2 separate regions of the Homo sapiens genome follow, and region 2 is linked to region 1. The links are chromatin loops, found by intact Hi-C in ENCODE. Cell type or tissue: PC-3. All regions are shown on one strand. Links, peaks and the distances in the headings refer to the core of each region. The heading gives the core; the rest is flanking DNA. Region 1 holds the start of LINC03154 (long intergenic non-protein coding RNA 3154). Region 2 overlaps ERRFI1-DT (ERRFI1 divergent transcript).

Region 1 (11,465 bases), core at 1,697-9,696:
TCACCACACCCGGCTAATTTTTGTATTTTTAGTAGAGATGGGGTTTCACCATGTTGGCCAGGCTTTTCTCGAACTCCTGACCTGAGGTGATCCGCCCACCTTGGCCTCCCAATTTAAGACTTTTTGTCCATTTTTGATTTGGGTTGTTTGCGAGTTTTTTACTTAGTTTCAATTAAGAGTTTTCTATGTATTCTAGACATTAATCCCTTATCAGGTATGTGATTTGGAAATATTTTCTCCCATTTCCAACCCTATGGGTTGCCAAATACTTTCAGCCCCACGGACTGCCTTTTTACCCTGTTGGTAGTATTCTTTTTTCTTTTCTTTTTTTTTTTTTTTTGAGATGGAGTTTCGCTCTTGTTGCCCAGGCTGGAGTGGAATGGTGCCATCTCGGCTCACTGCAACCTCCACCTCCCAGGTTCAAGCGATTCTCCTGCCTCAGCCTCCCGTGTAGCTGGGATTACAGGTGCATGCCACCACGCCTGGCTAACTTTTGTATTTTTAGTGGAGACGGGGCTTCACCATGTTGCCCAGGCTGGTCTCCAACTCCTGATCTCAGGTGATCCACCCATCTTGGCCTCCCAAAGTGCTGGGATTACATTACAGGCATGAGCCACCACACCCGGTCGATTACTATAGCTTTGTAGTAAGTTTTAAAATCAACTATATTCTTCTGTTTCAAGACTGATTTTGCTGTGAGGGTTCCCTGATATATATATATATATATATTTTTTTTGAGACGGAGTCTCGCTCTGTTGCCCAGGCTGGAGTGCAGTGGCACAATCTCGGCTCACTGCAAGCTCAGCCTCCCGGGTTCACGCCATTCTCCTGCCTCAGCCTCCCGAGTAGCTGGGACTACAGTCGCCCGCCACCACTCCTGGCTAATTTCTTGTATTTTTAGTAGAGAAGGGGTTTCACCGTGTTAGCCAGGATGGTCTCGATTTCCTGACCTGGTGATCCGCCTGCCTCGGCCTCCCAAAGTGCTGGGATTACAGGTGTGAGCCACCTCGCCCGGCCAGGGTTCCCTGATATTCTGTATGAATTTTAGGATGGATTTTTTTGTTTCTGTAAAGAAAATTGTTGGGATCTTCTTTCTTTCTTTCTTTCTTTCTTTCTTTCTTTCTTTCTTTCTTTCTTTCTTTCTTTCTTTCTCTGTCTCTCTCTCTCTCTCTCTCTCCCTCCCTCCCTCCCTCTCTCTCTCTCTCTCTTTCTTTCTTTTTTGAGATGGAGTTTCGCTCTTGTTGCCCAGGCTGGAGTGCAATCTCAGCTCACTGCAACCTCCGCCTCCCAGATCCAAGCAATTCTCCTGCCTCAGCCTCCGGAGTAGCTGGGATTACACGCATGTGCCACCACACCCGGCTAATTTTGTATTTTTTTTTTTTTAGTAGAGACAGAGTTTCTCCAGATTGATCAGGCTGGTCTTGAACTCCTGACCTCAGGTGATCCGCCCACCTTGGCCTCCCAAACTGCTGGGATTACAGGAGTGAGCCACTGCGCCCGGCCCATTGTTGGAATTTTTACAGGGATTGCATTGAATCCGTAGATGCTACCATCACTTTTTTTTTTTTTTGAGACTTTTGTATTGCTTTGTCACCCAAGCTGGAGTGCAGTCATACAATCAAGGCTCATTGCAGCCTTGACCTCCTGGGCTCAAGGGAGCCTCCCACCTCAGTCTGCCAAAGTGCTGGGATTACAGGTATGAGGCACAGTGCCCGGCCTCCTATTACCTTTTTAAAGTTTAACAAATTAGTATATTGAAGAGGTATTTTGTTATAGTTAGTTTACATTTTTGTTCCTAATAAGGTTGATTAGCTATTTGTAAATCTTTCTGAATGTTTGCAATCTTTTGTCTGTTGAAATTAAAAAAAAATTTCTACTGGTGTTTTAATATCACATATATAAAGGATATTGAGAATATCAACATTTCTTTTGTCACATAAAATCTCCAAATATTCCTTGGGCCCCTCTTTGGGCACTGTGTAGAATGTTGGCTGAAGTAGGGAGGAAAAAGCCATAATCCCTGTCCTTGTGGGGTAGGAAGGTTGATCAGCAATATTGAAATAATTACCCAAATATGTCATTACAGATGGGAATAAGTGACGTAAAGGCAAGAACGAAAGTACAATGAAGGGGACCTGATCTAGCTGTGGGCTCAGAGAAGGCTGAGATGCTAAGATGAGTTGCAAATAACTATAGATGGTGTGGAGGGGTGAAATCGGAGTTGAAGAGCCTTCCTGGCAAAGATGTGAGCACGTGCAAAGGTCCTGAGGTCTGAAGGAGCTGGATGTGTCCAAGGACATGAAAACAGGCGGTTTGACCTGAAATGTGAAGAATGAGAAGTTGAGGGAAGTAGGGTCAGGCATGGAAACGACGTTTCAGACAAAAGAGAAGGCATCAGCTAATTGGCCAGCAATTCTTTATTTTGTCTCATAGATACTGTGGGTACAGTTGTGCATAGACAGCCACCTGAGGCCTAGACTGATGCCCATGGGCTTCTCTGCTCCTCGCTCTGACATTTTCTTTTTTTTGGTTTTTTGAGACGGAGTCTTGCTCTGTCAACTAGGCTGGAGTGCAGTGGCAAGATCTTGGCTCACTGCAACCTCTGCCTCCCGGGTTCAAGCGATTCTTCTGCCTCAGCCTCCCTAGTAGCTGCAAGCACCACCATGCCCAGCTAATTTTTCTATTTTTAGTAGATACGGGGTTTCACCATGTTGGTCAGGTTGGTCTCAAACTCCTGACCTCATGATCCGCCCGCCTTGGCCTCCCAAAGTGCTGGGATTTCAGGTGTGAGCCACCGCATCAGGCTCTGACTTTTTCTTAGATCAGTGCACCACCCATCACCCTGGTGGTCTCCTGAATTGGCTTATTCATTCATCCATTCATTAACTCCACAAATATTCATTGAGCACCCTGTGATGTGTGAGGTTTACTCTGAGGGGCTGGGGCGGTAGCAGTGAACAAGACACCCGACCCCTGCCCCTTAGGGACAGGAGAGATGGACGATAAACAAGTGTGCAAATAAATCAGCTAGTCTCAGATGTCTATAAATCCTTAGAGGTAAATTAAAGAGGGAAAAGGGCAGACAGTCATGTGGCTGGACTTCCGCAACCATCATGAAGCTGGCTGAAGGGCTAGGTCCTGCAGGCCCTTGTAGGCCAGGTAGGATCTTTACCTTATCCTCAGTGTGAAGGGAAGTGACAGGTGGTTTTCAGCCAGAAGGTGATTCCGTCAGGTTTGTGGTTGGGAAAAGTCCCTCTGGCTTCGTTGTGGACAATGGAATGGGGGCAGAAGAGTGGATTCCAGAGATCATGGGGGTGCTATTTCAGTGGCCCAGGTAGGAGGTGATGACGTCCTGAGAAAGGGTGGAGGCAGGGACCACAGAGTGACAGGGATGGGCGAATCCAAGGTCTTCAGGAAGAACAGTTCACAAGACCTGGCAAAGGATGGGGCAGGAGAGGAGGGAGAGGGTGGAGCCCAGGAGGTAGCCTGGGTCCTGGCTAGCTGGAGAGGGTGCCATTGAATGAAAAATGACTCATGGAAGGGCCCGACTGTGGGGGAAGACCCTGCGATTGGTCTTGGTGAGTTAGTGCCTGGAGGCATCTGTGGAAATAGAAAGCTGGTGAAGGCAGAGGAGAATCAGGAAATGCAGACGGGGCAAGTGTGCGGGTTTGAGATATTTCGGGGTGAACAGCATTGGACACTGGGGATGAGGGAGAGGAAAGTGACAAGGATGGACTCAGGTTTCCAGCTTGTGCCACCTAGAAAGAGGGTCTGCTGTTTTGTGGCATGTATTTTCCCTGGTTTGTCATTTGCCTTTTTTTTTTTCTTGAGATGGAGTCTCGCTCTGTCGCCCAGGCTGGAGTGCGGTGGCGCAATCTCGGCTCACTGCAAGCTCCGCCTCCCAGGTTCACGCCATTCTCCTGTCTCAGCCTCCCGAGTAGCTGGGACTACAGGCGCTGGCCACCACACCCGGCTAACTTTTTGTATTTTTAGTAGAGACGGGGTTTCACCATGTTAGCCAGGATGGTCTCCATCTCCTGACCTCATGATCTGCCCACCTCGGCCTCCCAAAGTGCTGGGATTACAAGCGTGAGCCACCGCGCCCAGCCTGTCATTTGCCTTTTACTTTTGTTTTGGGTGGGGTTAATTTGGCTCACGGTAAAAGAACAGTTTTCCTGCATGTTTTATTAACACTAAAATGAAACGCATTTAGGGTCACAGAGATTTGGGGCCATACTAAACCAAAATTTTAAAAATAAAGTCCTTGGCTGGGCGTGGTGGCTCACACCTGTAATCCCAGCACTTTGGGAGGCCAAGGTGAGTGGATTGCTGGAGCCCAGGAGTTTGAGACCAGCCTGGGCAACATGGCGAAACCCCATCTCTACTAAAAATACAAAAAATTAGCCAGGCGTGGTGGTGGTACCCTCCTGTAGTCCCAGCTACTCAGGAGGCTGAGGTGGGAAGATCCCTGGAGCCCGGGAGGCGGAGGTTGCAGGGAGCCAAGATCAGCCACTTCACTCCAGCCTGGGCGGTAGAGGAGATCCTGTCTCAAAAAATAAAATAAAATAAATAATTTCCTCCGTATCCTCAGAAACAATTCAAAGCCATGTGTAAACCCAAAACTGAGTTCATCACTTCTAAGATCAGAAGAATTTGTGTTTGTTTATGATGAACTCACACACCATAATCTTCCAAAATCATTGAATTCCAGGTGTGACTAAAGCAAAGTTTCAGATTGCAAGTTGACACTGTTACCTGAAAGCTGCACACAACTGCTGAATCACTTTTTAAACAAGCATGAAAACAACAATTTCTCTTGTTCCCAGTACAGCTTTGAGCCACAAAAATTAATTACATCACCTAGGAAATTAGCCCTGCGTTTTGCATCCAAAGGTCAATGTTCAGACTGAGAAATGGTTTAGTGCTTCCAAACACAGGGCTCAGCACATAAATATTTATCATGCAGAGGACAGGAACTCATTGTACATGGCTTGTTTACCTTATCAGCCAGTTACCTGGGGCAAAGAGTCCACTGTCTGCTTCCTGTCCTAATTTCCCTTGCCCAAGACCTTGGGCAATTGTTTATTTGACAGAGTGTTCTGTCCCATTCCCTTTCTTCTGGGAATAAGGGCACAGGATACTAAACAAATAGATCACCTGGTCTGGGAACACCTGATTTCTGGAGAGGCTGAGACTTCTAGGTGTTTGCTAGAAAGATCCAAATACAGGAAAGAGAAAACAGCTGCTGCGTTCACAAGAAAACGGAGGATGCATTTCTCCCCATGACTTCGGCTTGTTTGGGTTCGCATTTCAAGTGCTCTGACTGGGCTTTATGGAATGTCCTGTCAAGCTTTTGATTGTGAAAATAAAGTTACAGAGACACAGGGGAACAATAATCACAGACGCGATTTGTAGCACAGACACGGCCTTTCATTTCATTCCTCTTTTCTGTGTTTACAAATTGCGACTGTTAGAGAAACGTTGGCCAAGCTGGCTCTTTAACCTGGCCACATATTTATTTTGGCCACTCTTAGCTTTTATTTCGCAAGGTCTCATACTCACCAGCTCAGGTGCTTGTTACATAAGAAAGCTCTGCCGGCGGAGTGCCAAAAATTCAGCTCAGCATTTTCTGCCTCCCTGCAGTGGTCCCAAGGAATGGATACCTCTGCAACCATCTGCAACCTGGACCTTTGCAACAGGAATCTCAGGTTAGGTGACACTGGCCAACATGCAGGGAAACTATGTCAACAAGCTAGTTTTCCTTTCCTTCCTTCCTCCTTCCCTTCTTCCCTCTCTCCCTCTCCTCACCTCCTTTCCTTTCTTTCATTTTTGATACAGTAGGGTGTCTCACTATGTTGCCCAGGCTGGTCTCAAACCACTGGCCTCCAGTGATCCTCCTGCCTCAGCCTCCCGAAGCTCTGAGATTACAGGTGTGAGCCTCCAGGCCTGGCCCCAAACTAGTTTTCAAGGGTTGGTTATCACATCCCTTGTATCTTGGTTCTCACCAGTCAATCATTACGTACTTTGCATGGATTTATTAGAATAGATTTTAAATCTCTTGTTTTAGCCTCTTCTACTTGTAGAGCTACCAATCCTAGAAGTTTACTAGCAACTCTGCATTGTTACATTTTAATTTGCATTTTGTTTTGCATATATTTAATTTGCATTTAGTTTTGCATTTAGTTTGATTGTTCATTTGCGTCTCTCCTTTCTGAACTGCCTGCTGTTCTTTGCTCACTTTTTCTATTTTATTATTATTAAGACTAGTCACGTGTAGTAGTGAGAAGGAGGGAAAGAGTCTATTGGAGTTTTAATATCATGTATACAGTGGATATTAAGAATATCAACACTTCCTTTTTTTTTTTTTTGAAACAGAGTTTTGCTCTTGTTGCCCAAGCTGGAGTGCAACGGCGCGATCTCGGCTCACTGCAACCTCCGTCTCCCAGGTTCAAGCGATTCTCCTGCCTCAGCCTCCCGAGTAGCTGGGATTATAGGTGCCCATCACCATGCCCAGCTAATTTTTTGTATTTTTAGTAGAGACAGGGTTTCACCATGTTGGCCAGACTGGTCTTGAACTCCTGACCTCAAGTGATCCGCCCACCTCGGCCTCCTAAAGTGCTGGGATTACAGGCATGAGCTCCTGACCTCAGGCGATCCGCCCACCTTGGCCTCCCAAAGTGCTGGGATTACAGGCGTGAGCCACTGTGCCCGGCAACACTTTGATCTTTGTTATATAAAATCTCCAAATATCCACTGGGCACCTCTCTAGTCCTAGGGCTGCACACGGGTTCTTTTATTTGTTCTAAATGTAATCCTTCCAAGCTTCATGAGATAATCCTTCCAATTAATTTTCCAAAATTTGGTAAACAAATTCACATTAATATTCAGTGATCCCATGAAGACAAGGTTTTGTTTTGTCTTGTCCATGGTTGAATTTCAGCACCCAGATGTGCGTGGACCAAGTAGGTGTTTGATAAATATTTATTTAATGAACAGAATATCCATACAGGAATTCAGAAATTAGTATTCTCCCCTGAGCCATCTGCTTTCTCTTTTTCTCTCTCTCTCTTTCTTTCCTTCCTTCCTTCCTTCCTTCCTTCCTTCCTTCCTTCCTTCCTTCTTCTTTGTTTTAGGACAGGGTCTTGTTGCTCTGTCATACAGGCTGAAGTGCAGTGGCATGATCTCAGTTCATTGTAGCCTTAACCTCCTGGGCTCAAGCAATCCTCCTACCTTAGCCTCCCGAGTAGCTGGGACCACAGGCACATGCCAGGATGCCAGGGTTTGTTTGTTTTTGTTTTTGTTTTTTGAGAGACAGGGTCTCACTATGTTGCCCAGGTTGGTCTTGAACTTTTAGTCTTGAGAGATCCTCCCTCCTCAGCCTCCCAAAATGTTGGGATTACAGGTGTAAGCCACTGTTCTGGGCTGCCATCCTTTCTTCCTTTTTTTTTTTTGAGACAGAGTCTTGCTCAGTCACCCAGGCTGGAGTGCAGTGACGCGATCTTGGCTCACTGCAAGCTCCGCCTCCCGGGTTCACGCCATTCTCCTGCCTCAGCCTCCCGAGTAGCTGGGACTACAGGTGCCCCCACCACACCCAGCTAATTTTTTTTGTATTTTCCGTAGAGACGGGGTTTCACCATGTTAGCCAGGATGGTCTCCATCTGCTGACCTCATCGTCCACCTGCCTCGGCCTCTTAAAGTGCTGGGATTACAGGCGTGAGCCACCGCGCCTGGCCATCCTCTTTCAAAGCTTAAAAAAAAGAAAATCCTGGCAGGCGTGGTGGCTCACGCCTGTAATCCTAGCACTTTGGGAGGCCAAGGCGGGCAGGTCACGAGGTCAGGAGATCGAGAGCATCCTGGCTAACACGGTGAAACCCCGTTTCTACTGAAAATACAAAAATTAGCCGGGCGTGGTGGCGGGCGCCTGTAGTCCCAGCTACTAGGGAGACTGAGGCAGGAGAATGGCGTGAACCTGGGAGGCGGAGCTTGCAGTGAGTTGAGATTGCGACACTGCACTCCAGCCTGGGCGACGGAGCGAAACTCTGTCTCAAAAAAATAAAAAAATAAAAAAGTAAAGAAAATCCTAACCTTTTATTACACCCCAAAGTCAGCCTTTCATTCCCATGATTATGCTAATGGTTTTTCTCTAAAATAGTTTCCTGATATATAGTAATTTAAAATGTGTGTGGGCCAGGTGCAGTGGCTCATGCCTGTAATCCCAACACTTTGGAAGGCCGAGGCGGGCGGATCTTCTGGAGTCGGGAGTTCAGGATCAGCCTGGACAACATGGTGAAACCTCGTCTTTACTAAAAATATAAAAAACTTTAGCTGTGCGTGGTGGCGGGCACCTGTAATCTCAGGAGGCTGAGGCAGGACAATCACTTGAACCCAGGAGACAGAGGTTGCAGTGAGCTGAGATCGTGCAATTGCACTCCAGCCTGGGCAACAAGAATGAGACTCCATCTCAAAAAATAAACAAATAAATAAAATTAAATGTATGTGGTATATCCTAGGGTGTATACGAAAGTGGGAAAATATTTTTAGCTTTCTTTTTCTCCTTCGCCTTCTTCTTCTTCCTCTTCTTTCTTCTTCATCTTCTTTTTTTTTTTTTTTTTTTTGAGACAGGGTCTGGCTCTGTCACCCAGGCTGGAGTGTAGTGGCACAATCAACCTCTCAGGCTCAAGTGATCCTCCTACCTCAGCTTCCAGAATAGCTGGGACTACAGGTGTGAACCACCACTCCAGGCCCCCAAATCCTCCTTGATGTATTTTGTGGGCTTTTGACCAGTGTCTTCACTAGAATATCTCACTCTAACTGCCAGAAAACGGACATAGTTATCCTATTATAATTTGTGTTACAATGCTAACTTTCTCCACTTTACTAGCTTTCACTTGTCCACTCTGAAATGAGATTGGGGGGCTATGCAAACCCTGAACACGCAGGGAGTATGTGATGTATCATTTCTATGGAATGAACTAAAGAATTCCTGAAAGTTCTCTCTCCTTCAAGGACTCCCCCACCGCCCAACACACACACACACATGCACACACGCACACACACACACACTCCAACTGCACCCAAGTCCCACCTGGGTTCATGCAATATTTACTGTGTGGTGACTCTGTGTCAAGCATTATATGAGGCAACAGCAGCAGAGATTTGTACCTGGGGCTAAAGATTTCTAGGCAGTCTCTTTTTTATTTTTTGTTTGAGACAGAGTCTCGCTCTGTCGCCCAGGCTGGAGTGTAGTGGCACGATCTCAACTCACTGCAACCTCCATCTCCTGGGTTCAAGTTATTCTCCTGCCTCAGCCTCCCAAGTAGATGGGATTACAGGCACCTGCCACCACTCCTGGCTAATTTTTGTATTTTTAGTAGGGACGGGATGTTGCCATGTTGGCCAGGCTGGTCTCCAACTCCTGACCTCAGGTGATCCACCCGCCTCAGCCTCCCACAGTGCTGGGATTACAGGTGTAAGCCACCGCGCCTGGCCGTATTCTCTTTTTAAAAGTAGGTTCAACTGGGATAGCTATCACATAAATCACCAATGCCCTGTGATTGGTGTGAATCAATTTATAAGATTGCTCAAGGTCACCAAGCCTGGAAGGGGTGGTGTCAGGATTCCCACCCAGGCTGTCTGGCGCCATAAATTCCTAAAGTGTTGCCCTGCATGTCCTCATTTTGGGAGGATACATGTTGCCTGCAATCATCCTCCTATTCCCCAAACATGTTTGGAGTCACCTTCTTGGAATTCCATTAGAAACTAAAGGACTCAGAATCTCACACCAGCTCTACCGGTAAGCAGCTGAGATACTTAAATGAATCACTTCACGCCTCTCCCTCCAGTCTTCCCATTTATAAAATGAGGAGATTTGACGCATGTTTCACAAAATTCCTTTCAGCTCCAATAATCTGTGTTTTGGACATCTCCACTTGTTAAGTGGAGTTAAGATTATAACTTGTTAAGTGGAGATGTCCAAAGCACAGATTATTAGAGCTAATTCTTCCATTAGTCTCGAGCATGGATTCTGTGCCCTTCTCTGTAATGTGGGGACACACACACACACACACACACACACACACACATATATATATATATTTTTTAAGGCGGAGTCTCACGCTGTCGCCCAGGCTGGAGTGCAATGGTGCAATCTCGGCTCACTGCAACCACCACCCCCAGGTTCAAGTGATTCTCCTGCCTCAGCCTCCCAAGTAGCTGGGATTACAGGCATGTGCCACCACGCCCAGCTAGTTTTGTATTTTTAGTAGAGATAGGGTTTCTCCACGTTGGTCAGGCTGGTCTTGAACTCCCAACCTCAGGTGATCCATCTGCCTCGGCCTCCCAAAGTGCTGGGATTACAGGCATGAGTCACCACGCCTGGCCCAATGTGGGGATATTTGAATTTGCCCAGGCTATCTTGCTGGGTTGTTGATTACATGAAATAATGGCTTTGAAAACATGGCAAATGATAAAGTGCTAGATGGACATAGGTTAGTTAGTCTTGTTACTTTCTGTCATCCAGTTGTCCAGCTACTGCTACTTTCTATAGCCTGCAATTCACTTTGGTTTTGTTGTTGTTGTTGTTTGTTTTGTTTTTTGTTGTTGTTGTTGTTTTGAGACAGTCTCGCTCTGTCACCCAGGCTGGAGTGCAGCAGCGTGATCTCGATTCACTGCAACCTCCGCCTCCTGGGTTCAAGCGATTCTTGTGCCTCGGCCTCCCGAGTAGCTGGGACCACAGTTGTGTGCCACCACACCCAGCTAATTTTTTTTGTATTTTTAGTAGAGATGGAGTTTCGCCATGTTGGCCAGGCTGGTCTCGAACTCCTGACCTCAGGTGATCTGCCCATCTCAGCCACTTAAAGTGCTGGAATTACAGTCTTGAGCCACTGCACCTGGACGACCTGCAGTTCACTTTGAAGTTCAATTAATAAAAATATATTGGGCTGGGCATGGTGGCTCACACCTGTAATCCCAGCACTTTGGGAGGCTGAGACAGGAGGATTGCTTGAGCCTAGGGGTTCGAGACTAGCTTGGGCAACAAAATAACACCTGGACTCTAAAGGGGAAAAGTGTGTGTGTGTGTGTGTGTGTGTGTATAAATGTATTGAACATCTACTCCATGCCTGTATTTTGCCAGGCTCCAGAGAAGCACATAGATCCAGCGTTCAAGGAGCATACATTCGGGTGAGAGACAGACACAGGGACAGCTGGCTGAATACACACAGAAGCAGCTTAGGGAACCAGCCAGAGGCTGAGCTGAAGCCTAACATCTCACTCTGGGTGGTTCTATCACTTGGAGGAAGGCCTGCACACTCTAAGACCTAAAGGATGCTGGTAGGGCTTGAATTGTGTTCCTCCAAAGATATGTTGAAGTCCCAAACTCCCATACCTGTGAATAGGACGTTATTTGGAAATAGAGTCACTGCAGGCATAAAGATGAGGTCACACGGGTGTAGGGTGGGCCCTCA
Region 2 (11,465 bases), core at 1,129-9,128, 210 kb before region 1:
TCCCTCACCCACCCCTCTCGTCTTCTTATCTTTGGAGTCTCCAGTGTCTATTATTCCCCTCTGTATGTCCATGTGTAGCCTTTATAGTAAACCTTATATTTTATATTTGTTATCTAATAATTCCAACATCTGAGGTCTTTGTGGGTTTACTTAGGCAGTTTGTTTATTCTGCTTAGTTTTACTTTCAGTAAACGTCATTCTCAGCAGTGTTTCCTCATGCGTTTTGTGCTTTTTGATTCAAAGCTTATATTCTTTGGGACTTTATTTGTGAGAAGTCAAGGATTGGAGTTGGTTTATGCTAGACACCTAGAGCCACTTTTAGCCAGATCACTTCAATAAACTAAATTTTTGGCTAGAAGTGTTTTTTGGGCCAGCACACAGGTATCTCTCTCTCTCTCTCTCTCTCTCTCTCTCTCTCTCTCTCTCTCTGTTTTTTGAGTTCGAGTTTTGCTGTTGTTGCCCAGGCTTGAGTGCAGTGGCGTGATCTTGGCTCACTGCAACCTCCGCCTCCTGGGTTCAAGCGATTTTCCTGCCTCAGCCTCCTGAGTAGCTGGAATTACAGGTGCTCACCACCATGCCTGGGCAATTTTTTGTACTTTTAATAGAGACGGGGTTTCACCGTGTTGGCCAGGCTGGTCTCAAACTCCTGACCTTAGGTGATCCACCTGCCTTGGCCTCCCAAAGTGCTGGAATTATAGGTGTGAACCACTGCGCCTGGCCCAGATATCTCATTACTGTGTAAGGATGAACTTTTGGTGAAGAATTCTCAGGGAAACTTTTTTCTTTCTATCACAGCCAAGACATGAGTAAGCAAGTATTCCCTCTATCCCCTTCTTCAGGGCAAACATTTTCTAGGGTCCCAACTTTATGCAGCCTTTCTTTTGGCATCCCACTCGATTAGGTCCCAGGCTTTGTCTCCCAAATCCCACAAACTCAACCTACTAAAACTCAAGGCTAAGCATCAGCAAACTTTTTCTGTCAGGGGCCAGATGTAAACGTTGTAGGCTTTGTGGGCCATATGGTTTCTCTCACAACTACTCATCTCTGTGGTTGTAATATGAAAGCAGCCATAGACAATACATAAATTAATAGGAGTGGTTGTGTTCCAATAAAACTTTATTTACAACAATGTGTGACAAGCTGGATGTGGCCCACAGTTTGCTGACTCCTGCTCTAGGCCATCGGGAATTGGCAGATGCCCTCAGGGAAGATGCCAACTTCATCATTTTCTTGCCCAGTTGGTGTCATGCTTTCTCTCTCTGTCATGCCTCTGAGGATTTCACTTACTATTTTGTCAGTTCAGTCATACCTTTATAAAGATTTAAAAAATATTTTGCTTGCAGTGTTGAAGTATTCCATACCAGGAGGGTTTCTATGGATATCACCAGGCAGGAGTGCAGTGGCAGGATCTTGGCTTACTGCAAACTCCGCCTCCTGGGTTCAAGCGATTCTCCTGCCTCAGCCTCCTGAGTAGCTGGGATTACAGGTGTGTGCCACCATGCCCAGCTAATTTTTGTATTTTTAGTAGAGACAGGGTTTCACCATGTTGACCAGGATGGTCTCGATCACTTGACCTCGTGATCCACCCACCTCGGCCTCCCAAAGTGCTGGGATTACAGGCATGAGCCACTATGCCCGGCCGGAGTTACCAGTTTTTGAGAGGAAGACCACAAAGGTAAAATTCCATTTTCATGACATCGTATCATGGATAAATGCAGTAACATGATTTATCACCATTGATGTTGACCTTGATCACCTTGCTGAGAAATACGTAGCCTTCTAAGGCCTACATAAACATAATCAGTGATGTTCAGGTCAACTATTCTGAACAAAATTTGAAGGGTTGAGTCATTGAATCACCATGAAATCTACAACAGAAAACTGTCATATTCATTGCAATTCATGAACCCAAATACATATATTGATGGGACTTCTTTAAGCATAAGTTTAATTTGGTATAGTGTGAGAGCCGGACGTGGTGGTGTACACCTGTAGTCCCAGCTACTTGTGAGGTTGATGTGGGAAGATTGCTTGAGCTCGGGAATCCAAGGCTGTAGCACACCATGATGGAGGCTGTGAATAGCCACTGCACTCCTGCCAGGGCAACATAATGAGACACCCATCTCTAAAAAACGATACAAGTATGCAGTGTGTTTTTGGTGATGCTGTGAACTAGAAATTAATGTTAGAACAGAGTCTTTTCCTTTTTTATCTTTCTGTTGCCCAAGCTGGAGTGCAATGGCGCGATCTCAGCTCACTGCAACCTCTGCCTCCCAGGTACAAGCGATTCTCCTGTCTCAGCCGTCCAAGTAGCTCAGATCGCAGGCATGCGCCACCACACCTGGCTATTTTTTTTTTGTATTTAGTAGAGGCAGGGTTTCACCATATTAGTCAGGCTGGTCGTAAACTCCTGACCTCAGGTGATCCACCTGCCTCAGCCTCCCAAAGTGCTGGGATTACAGGCGTGAGCCACTGCACCCAGCCTAGAACAGAGTCTTAAGATCTGTTCTTTAATGCAGGCTGAGGCAGGCGGATCATGAGGTCAGGAGATCAAGACCATCCTGGCTAACACTATGAAACCCCGTCTCTACTAAAAATACAAAAAATTAGCCAGGTGTGGTGGCGGGCGCCTGTAGTCCCAGCTACTCGGGAGGCTGAGGCAGGAGAATGGCGTGAATCCGGGAGGCGGAGCTTGCAGTGAGCTGAGATCGCGCCACTGTACTCCAGCCTGGGCGACAGAGCGGGACTCCATCTCAGGAAAAAAAAAAAAATCTGTTCTTTAAAAGTTTTGGCATATTATTCTGACTGCAAAAATTTTTGCATGTATGCATGCGGAGGTGAGAACATCTATATGTATCCATATGTCAGATATAGTCCTTGATTTTCTAGAATTGTTTTGCAAAGGAACACATCTTCTCTAGAAATGATTTAGCTGTCCGATGACACTGATTCTTGTTTCCATTCACTGAATAAGCCTTTTGAATGTTTGAACGGTTAAATTTTCCGCAACCTATTTAATCTTTTCCAGCAGCCAATAAAAAAGTTTAGTAAAATGAGGCCAGGCGCAGTGGCTCACGCCTGTAATCTCAGCACTTTGGGAGGCCGAGGCAGGCGGATCACCTGAGGTCGGGAGTTCAAGACCAGCCTGACCAAGATGGAGAAACTCCGTCTCTACTAAAAACAGAAAATTAGCTGGGAGTAGTGGCACATGCCTATAATCCCAGCTACTTGGGAGGCTGAGGCAGGAGAATCGCTAGAACCCGGGAGGCGGAGGTTGCGGTGAGCTGAGATCGCGCCATTGCACTCCAGCCTGGGCAATAAGAGCGAAACTCTGTCTCAAAAAAAAAAAAAAAAAGAAAGTTTAGTAAAGTGAATCTGAATGATTTATTTGTACAGAAAGAATGAATTTCCTCTTAGTCATACATCCGACACCCACACGATACCTTGTCATTTTCAGAAGAAATCTGATGCCCAATTAGTGTGTTTTAATTTAGCCAGTGATTTTCCATCTGGCTCTAATGTGTATTCTGGAGGGTGGACTAATATGGAGTTCAATGGTTTGTTAGGTTTTGAGATGGAGTTATTGGCTACAAAGAACATTTCACAGAAGCAGGACTTCATAGATTCTGAGTTTTTCCCCTTGTTTTGGTTAGTTGCAGGATGAATGGGGACAGAAGAAGCAGATGCTACTTATTTTGCGATTACATGCCTTAATATAAATAGTTTAAAATGAGGAAAAACCTTTACAAAAATAGATGACAGAGCAAACTGTTTTCTTGTCTAGCGAAATTTCTGGCAAATAGGTAAATGCTTTGTTATTCTAGGATATAAGTCACAGATTTTAGATAAGCATATTTTGCACAAATAACAAGTTCTCTTTTTAAAAGTTTTAGGCCGGGCGTGGTGGCGCATGCCTGTAATGCCAGCACTTTGGGCGGCCGAGGTGGGCGGATCACTTGAGGCCAGGAGTTGAGACTATCCTGGCCAACATGGTGAAACCCCGTTTCTACTAAAAATACAAAAATTAGCAGTATGGTGGCGCACTCACGTAGTCCCAGCTACTCGGGAGGCTGAGCAAAAGAATTGCTTGAACCCAGGAGATGAAGGTTGCAGTGAGCCGAGATCGCGCCATTGCACTGCAGCCTGGGTGACACAGAGACTGTCTCAAACAAGAAACAAAAAACAAAAAACAAACAAAAAAAAGTTTTGTCATTTTTGCAGATACATACACAGAGAGAGAGAGAAAGAGATCGATCTTGTCAACTTTTAAGACTTCCCTGTGTTGAGTACATTCATATACTAATATTGAAATTAATGATTAAATTCAACCCACAGAAAAATCTAAGACTAAATAAGCCTATTATAAAATTGAAGTTTTCAGTAAGGGTGTTGATTCCTATTATAAAAATAGAGGAGATTCCAGAAGTAAGGGCTCCTGGACAAAATATTCTGTTTTCCATTTTGTGGAATGGATTGTTTCAGTCCATTTCCAACAGGTTCGCATTCTGTTTTCATGTTAGGTTTTCTGACCTTCAGTGGTTTTGTTTTCATGTACTTGAGCATATGGTCCCAGACAGCTGACATTGTTCATGTCCTTTACTTCCCTAAGAATTACACAACCTTCCCAGGCTTTCTCATCTCCAGCAGTTTTGTCACATTGCTGAGTAACGTCCACCCTTGGTAATCTCTTAACATTATTTCCATTCTGTATGTAGACAACAAATTAGCATTTATGACCTAGGTTTTCTGTTTTTCATGAAGGTATCAGACAATCTCAAATGTCTGTGGAATGTTACGCTTGACTAGGAAGGTGTAAATTGTTTCTTTTGATAGTTCTTAATTTCAAATGATTATGAATTCATTATTTTTAATGAGAGAAAGGTGATTGTATACCTGCAAAACTTTTAAACATCGACCTTTGGTAAAACACAATTCCAATTGTGTTTAATCATGACTACTTAGATACAACTGAACAAGCCCCAGGCACAGAAGTTACGACTAAAACATTCAGCCCTTCCAGGAACAGAACCAGAAATTTCTCCATATGTCTGTAGACGCTGAACTTCAGGATGTCTGTGAATATTTTCTGTGTTCCACTGTCCCCTCAAGTTTGTTTCCCAGCCATGGAAAATGCCCATGAGAAAGAGTTGTGCAATTGCTAACTGTTAGTCACTTTATATTTCCTGTATCCCCTATTTAATTTCCCTGGTAGCTGGCAATAACATCTAGGATTTAAGTTGCTGAAGGGTATTTGGGAAAACCCACATAAATGTCTAAGATGAGGTTTGGCAAGCAATGAATCTTGGTGACATAACAATATTATAACTAGAGATTTCATCAGACAGAGGAGACAGGAAATCCCTGACACTGCCAAACACCCACTTAAACTCATTTGAGTCCGAGGACCATCGTTTGTTAAAAATGGATTTTACACAGTTTTTAATTTGATGAGGCTGCTGAAATAAAAATTTGGACCTGAATTTTAGATGCAATGAGATTTCTCAAAGGGACTTTGGGAAAAAAGAAAAGAAAGAAAAGAAAAAAAGAACTTATGTAAAGTTCCCGTAAGGAGAGCAACAGCTGCTATGGAATAGCCAAGCCCTGCTCCACCAGGAAGGGGCCTGAGCTTTGGCAAGGATACACTTAGCCTGACCAATCCAGAGACTCAGCCTCCACTACCAGTGGGATGACGGATTTCCCAGTCGTACTTTTCTCACACCCAAGAACCTAATGGACATAATTTTAAGTTTAAGGCAGCATTATCTATGGGCACAAAAATAATTAGAAAGGATAAATAAGATCTAGTACTTGATAGCACAACAGGGTGACTACAGTCAATAATAATTTAATTCTACAGTTTAAAATAACTAAAGACCCCCTCCCATGCCATTACCTTCAGACTTCTCAACCCCTCCCTGCAAAAAAGAAAAAATAATAACTAAAAGAGTATAATTGGATTGTTTGTAACACAAAGGATAAACGCTTGAGGTGATGAATACCTCATTTACCCTGATGTGATTATTACACACTGTAGGCCTGTACCAAAATTTTTCATGTACCCCATAAATATATATACCTACTATGTACCCACAAAAATTAAAAATTAAAAAAATACAGCAGTATCTAAATGGAGGTATTATAGTTATCTTTTCCACTGTGAATTCACTGGTCTGAATTTTATCCCAGCCTAGATATTGTTTAATAGTTTGTAAGTTTTAACTGCTTCAAGGTAATTTTTGTTCATGTTTTGTTTTCACTGTAGTCTTGCTCAACACATATGATCAGATTCTGTTCTAGAATTTGTTAACTTTTTATTAGAGGGGCATGTACACTTGAAATCTATTGTCCTATTCTTTACTTTTCTCAAGCTATGCCTGCCAATTCTTTTTTGTTTGTTTGATTTTTTTTGTTTGTTTGTTTTTATTATACTTTAAGTTCTAGGGTACATGTGCACAATGTGCAGGTTTGTTACCTATGTATACGTGTGCCATGTTGGTGTGCTGCACCCATTAACTCGTCATTTACATTAGGTATATCTCCTAATGCTATCCCTCCCCCCTTCCCCCACCCCATGACAGGCCCCGGTGTGTGATGTTCCCCACCCTGTGTCCAAGTGTTCTCATTGTTCAGTTCCCACCTATGAGTGGGAACATGCGGCGTTTGGTTTTCTGTCCTTGTGATAGTTTGCTCAGAATGATGTTTTCCAGCTTCATCCATGTCCCTACAAAGGACATGAACTCATCCTTTTTTATGGCTGCATAGTATTCCATGGTGTATATGTGCCACATTTTCTTAATTGAGTCTATCATTGATGGACATTTGGGTTGGTTCCAAGTCTTTGCTATTGTGAATAGTGCCACAATAAACATACGTGTGCATGTATCTTTATAGCAGCATGATTTATAATCCTTTGAGTATATACCCAGTAATGGGATGGCTGGGTCAAATGGTATTTCCAGTTCTAGATCCTTGAGGTATCGCCACACTGTCTTCCACAGTGGTTGAACTAGTTTACAGTCCCACCAACAGTGTAAAAGTGTTCCTATTTCTCCACATCCTCTCCGGCACCTAGTTTCCTGACTTTTTAATGATCGCCATTCTAACTGGTGTGAGATGGTATCTCATTGTGGTTTTGATTTGCATTTCTCTGATGTATGCCTGCCAATTCTGTTGTACTTATTGTATCATCCTGGCTAGCTACTTTCTTTGTCAAATTCTTTGATATTTAATTCTATCACTTTGATAAGTATTGAGGTCATCCATTACCATGATATATGTCTATTTATTCCATTTCCACTATTTCAGAGATTTTTATTATATGAATTGGATCATGAATTGAGTGTTACATTTGTATGATTTAATATTTTACCATTATTTGGCAATTTTATCTGCTGATGCTCCTTGCTATGGGCTTTGATTTAATCTCATACCACAGCGATCAGTTCTGCTCCTCCTCAGTTTGCACGATACCTTAGCCTGAAGACCATCATCTTACTTCAAAGGTTGGCATCTGTTTGTGTTTTCATAACTCCTGTAGACAGCAGATGACTGGGTTTTGCTGTATAGTGAGGTCTAGTGTATTTGTTCATAGTGTTATATGTAACTTATCTCCACATTTACATCTTTAGCCCCACTCCCTGGACTCCAGGTCTTGGATGTCTAATAGGTATCTGTATTAGAGATTTCTCTTTTTTTTTTTCTTTTTTTTTGAGATGGAATCTTGCTCAGTCAGCCAAGCTGGAGTGCAGTGGCACGATTTCGACTCACTGCAACCTCTGCCTCCTGGGTTCAAGCGATTCTACTGCCTCAGCCTCCCAGGCAGCTGGGATTACAGGCATGCCCCCACCATGCACAGCTAATTTTTGTATTTTTAGTAGAGATGGGGTTTCGCCATGTTGGCTGGGCGGGTCTTGAACTCCTGACCTCAGGTGGTCCTCCCACCTCGGCCTCCCAAATTGCTGGGGTTATAGGCGTGAGCCACCTTGCCCTGCCTAGACATTTCTTGTATTGATTTCTTAGGGCTGCTTTAAGAATGTACCACAGGCCAGGCGTGGTGGCTCACATGTGTAATCCTAGCACTTTGGGAGGCCGAGGTGGGCGGATCACAAAGTCAGGAGTTCGAGACTGGCCTGGGCAATATGGTGAAACCCCGTCTCCATTAAAAATACAAAAATTAGCGGGCGTGGTGGCACGTGCTTGTAGTTCCAGCTACTCAGGAGGCTGAGGCAGAGGAATTGCTTGAACCTGGGAGGCAGAGGTTGCAGTGAGTCAAGACTGCGCCACTGCACTCCAGCCTGGACAACAGAGTGAGACTCCATTGCAAACAAACAAACAAACAAACAAACAAACCATAAAAAGAATGTACCACAAATTGGGTGGCTTTAAACAACAGAAATTTATTCTTTCACAGCTTTGGAGGCCCGAAGTCCAAGATCAAGGTGTCACCAGGGCCATGCTGCACTCTGGGTGGAATCCTTCCTGGCCTCTTCTGGCTTCTGGCTGTGGCTGGCAATCTTGGCATTCCTTCACTTGCAGCTGCACGCCTCCCCCGCTGTGCCTCCATCTTCCCATGGTGCCAGTCATAGTGGATGAAGGGCCCATCCTACTCCAGAATGAGTTCATCTTTAAAAAATTGCATCTGTAAGACCCTATTTCCAAATAAGGTTACGTTGCGCAGGCCTGAGGGTTAGGGCTTCAGTATATTGTTTTGAGGGACGCAATTCAACCTCTAACAGCATCTGAAACTTCGCATGTCAAAAGAGAATTTTCAATTTCTACCCTGTACACCTGCTTCTCCTTCAGTGTTTCCCATTTCAGTAAATGGCAGCACCATCCACATGATTTCTCAGGCCAGATGCCATCCAGGAGTCAACTTTGACTTCTCTTTTTGTGCTCACACCCGAAATCCAATCCATCAGGGAGTCCCATCAGCCCACCTTCAAAATGTCTTTCCAGCCTCACTGCTTTTCACTACTCCATGGCACTGACCAAAGCCACTGTCCCCACTTGCTTGGAATACTTAGTAACCTCCTGTATAGTTTCCTTGCTTCCACACTGGCCAAGAATTTGCTCTCGGTTGTCCACAGAGCAGCCAGAGAGAATCTTTCAAGAACATGCCATTCCCCTGCTAAAACCCTCCCGTAGCTTCCCAGAACCATCAGAACACAAACTACACTGCCAGTCTTGGGCTCAGGGTGCTGCATTGTTTCACCCTCACCTCACTGCACTTTCCCCTCATTTTGCTGTTGTGTTCCTGACTTTCTGTGTGTGGGGGATTTCAAAAAATTTATTTTAATTTAACTTTTTTTGAGACGGAGTCTCACTCTGTCGCCCAGTCTGGAGTGCGGTGGTGCTATCTTGGCTTACTGCAACCTCCACCTCCCAAGTTCAAGCAATTCTCCTGCCTCAGCCTCCTGAGTAGCTGGGATTACAGGCACCCGCCACCACGCCACCATGCCCAGCTAATTTTTGTATTTTTAGTAAAGACAGGTTTTCACCATGTTGCCCAGGCTGGTCTCGAACTCCTGACCTCAGGTGATCCACCTGCCTTGGCCTCCCAAAGTGCCGGGATTACAGGCATGAGCCACCGCGCCGGCCTTTATTTCATTTTATTATTTTTTTTTTGACACAGGGTCTTGCTCTGTCGCCCAAGCTGGAGTGCAGCCGTACGATCACGGCTCGCTGCAGCCTCAACCTCCCAGGCTCAATCAATTCTTCAGCCTCAGTCTCTGAAGTAGCTGGGACCATAGGCGCATGCCACCACGCTTGGCTAATTTTTGAATTTTTTTTTTTTTTTGAGATGGAGTCTCGCTCTGTCGCCCAGGCTGGAGTGCAGTGGCACGATCTTGGCTCATTGCAACCTCTGCCTTCCAGGTTCAAGCAATTCTCCTGTCTCAGCCTCTGGTGTAGCTGGGACTACAGGCACTGGCCACCAGGCCCGGCTAATTTTTGTATTTTTAATAGAGATGTGGTTTCACCATATTGGTCAGGCTGGTCTCAAACTCCTGACCTCAGGTGATCCACCCACCTCAGCCTCCCAAAGTGCTGGGATTTCAGGCGTGAGCCACCGCACCCGGCCAATTTTTTATTTTTTTGTACAGACGAGGTCTCACTATGTTGCCCAGGCTGATCTTGAACTCCTGAGCTCAAGCAATCCTCCTGCCTCAGCCTCCCAAAGTGCTGGGATTACAGGCATGAGCCACGGCACCCAGCCCAAAAAAGTGCTTTAAGTAGTTTCATGGAGGCATAATTTACATACCATAAGATCCACTTGTTTTAAATCCACAATTCAAAGATTTTTAAATAAACTTGTAAAGTTGTGCAAATATCATCACAATCCAGTTGGAGAACATATCACCCCAAAAGATCCCCCATATCTGCATACATAATGAATTTTTTTAAGTTTCATTGAGGTATCTTCTTGTGGTTTTTATAAAAGATATTTTCTGGCTGGGCACTGTAATTCTAGCACTTTGGGAGGCCGAGATGGGTAGATCACCTGAGGTCAGGAGTTCGAGACCAGCCTGGCCAACATGGTGAAATCCCGTCTCTACCAAAACCACAAAAAATTAGCCAGGCGTGGTGTCATGCACCTGTAGTCCCAGCTACTCGGGAGGCTGAGGCAGGAGAATTGCTTGAACCCAGAAGGCAGAGGTTGCAGCGAGCTGAGATTGCACCACTGCACTCCAGCCTGGGTAACAGAACAGAGTGGGACTCCGTCTCAAAAAAAAAAAAAAAAAAAAAAAAAAGGTATTTTCTGCCTTGGGACCTTATTTGCTGGTCTCTTTGCCTCCAGCTTCTCATGGCTTACTTTGGCCCTTCAGTAATCTGCTCAAAACTTCCTTCTTCAAAGAAGCCTCTTCTGACCACCCTGTCTAAAATGGAAACTCTCATCTGCTTACACTTCATCCTGATCTTATGTCTGTTTGTGTGGTGTTGCTTTCCCCAGAAAGGACCATGAGAGCAGGAACTTTGTCTTGCATCTGATCATTACATCCCCAGGGCCTAGAACGGTGCCTGGGGTACAGAGGTGCCCAATAAATATGTGTTTAGTCAATGCAAGAATGAAGATAATTGGAGCATCGTCAATTTCCTTATCACTTTATTGCCAGTCTTTGCTTCTTTTAATTCACAATGTTTCTTTGAGTGAATGTCTTAGGGCTGCTTTAAGAATGTAAATTGGGTGGTTATTTTGACTTTTATGTCTGCTTTTCAATATTTCTACTTTTAATTTATTTCACTTACCTAAACCTCGATCTTCCTTCCAGGAAAGATAAATTTGGTTCATTCTAATCCTCTTTCTCCTCCAAATTGTGGTTTAGTAGTCTAACCTTCTTTTTGAAATTCTACACGTTTTATAGTTTTTACACTCTGTTTACTGATTGATAACTTGCTATTACTGGTTTTGCTTTTTATTGAGTTAATCTACTTATCTGTCTGCTTTCACATACTTTAAGCTGCCTATT

Evidence for each region. Hi-C counts contacts between places; a loop is a spot of excess contacts. Peaks named below come from ENCODE experiments on the same cell type or tissue, not always from the same donor. Only the 100,000 strongest peaks of a DNase experiment are listed, where the experiment ranks them.
Region 2: a loop joins it to region 1, with 2.8 times the contacts of the local background. A loop is called at or near these places in 2 of 110 quality-filtered maps.

Annotation. Positions count from the first base shown.
Region 1 is chr1:8,254,286-8,265,750 of GRCh38, forward strand. It overlaps LINC03154 (long intergenic non-protein coding RNA 3154), which reads left to right and starts at 5,086. Exons shown (of 2, transcript XR_007065454.1): 1 at 5,086-5,708. RefSeq lists a silencer at 5,404-5,698. In PC-3, for the core only: no CTCF peak of the experiment used is centred there; DNase peaks (open chromatin) are centred at 3,546, 4,836 and 5,436; H3K4me3 peaks cover 1,137 bases; H3K27ac peaks cover 3,248 bases.
Region 2 is chr1:8,042,713-8,054,177 of GRCh38, forward strand. All of the region lies in intron 2 of ERRFI1-DT (ERRFI1 divergent transcript), which reads left to right. Among named protein-coding and RNA genes, the nearest start is that of ERRFI1-DT, 22 kb to the left of the region's middle. RefSeq lists an enhancer at 3,075-4,274. In PC-3, for the core only: no CTCF peak of the experiment used is centred there; DNase peaks (open chromatin) are centred at 4,629 and 5,219; H3K4me3 peaks cover 949 bases; H3K27ac peaks cover 3,792 bases.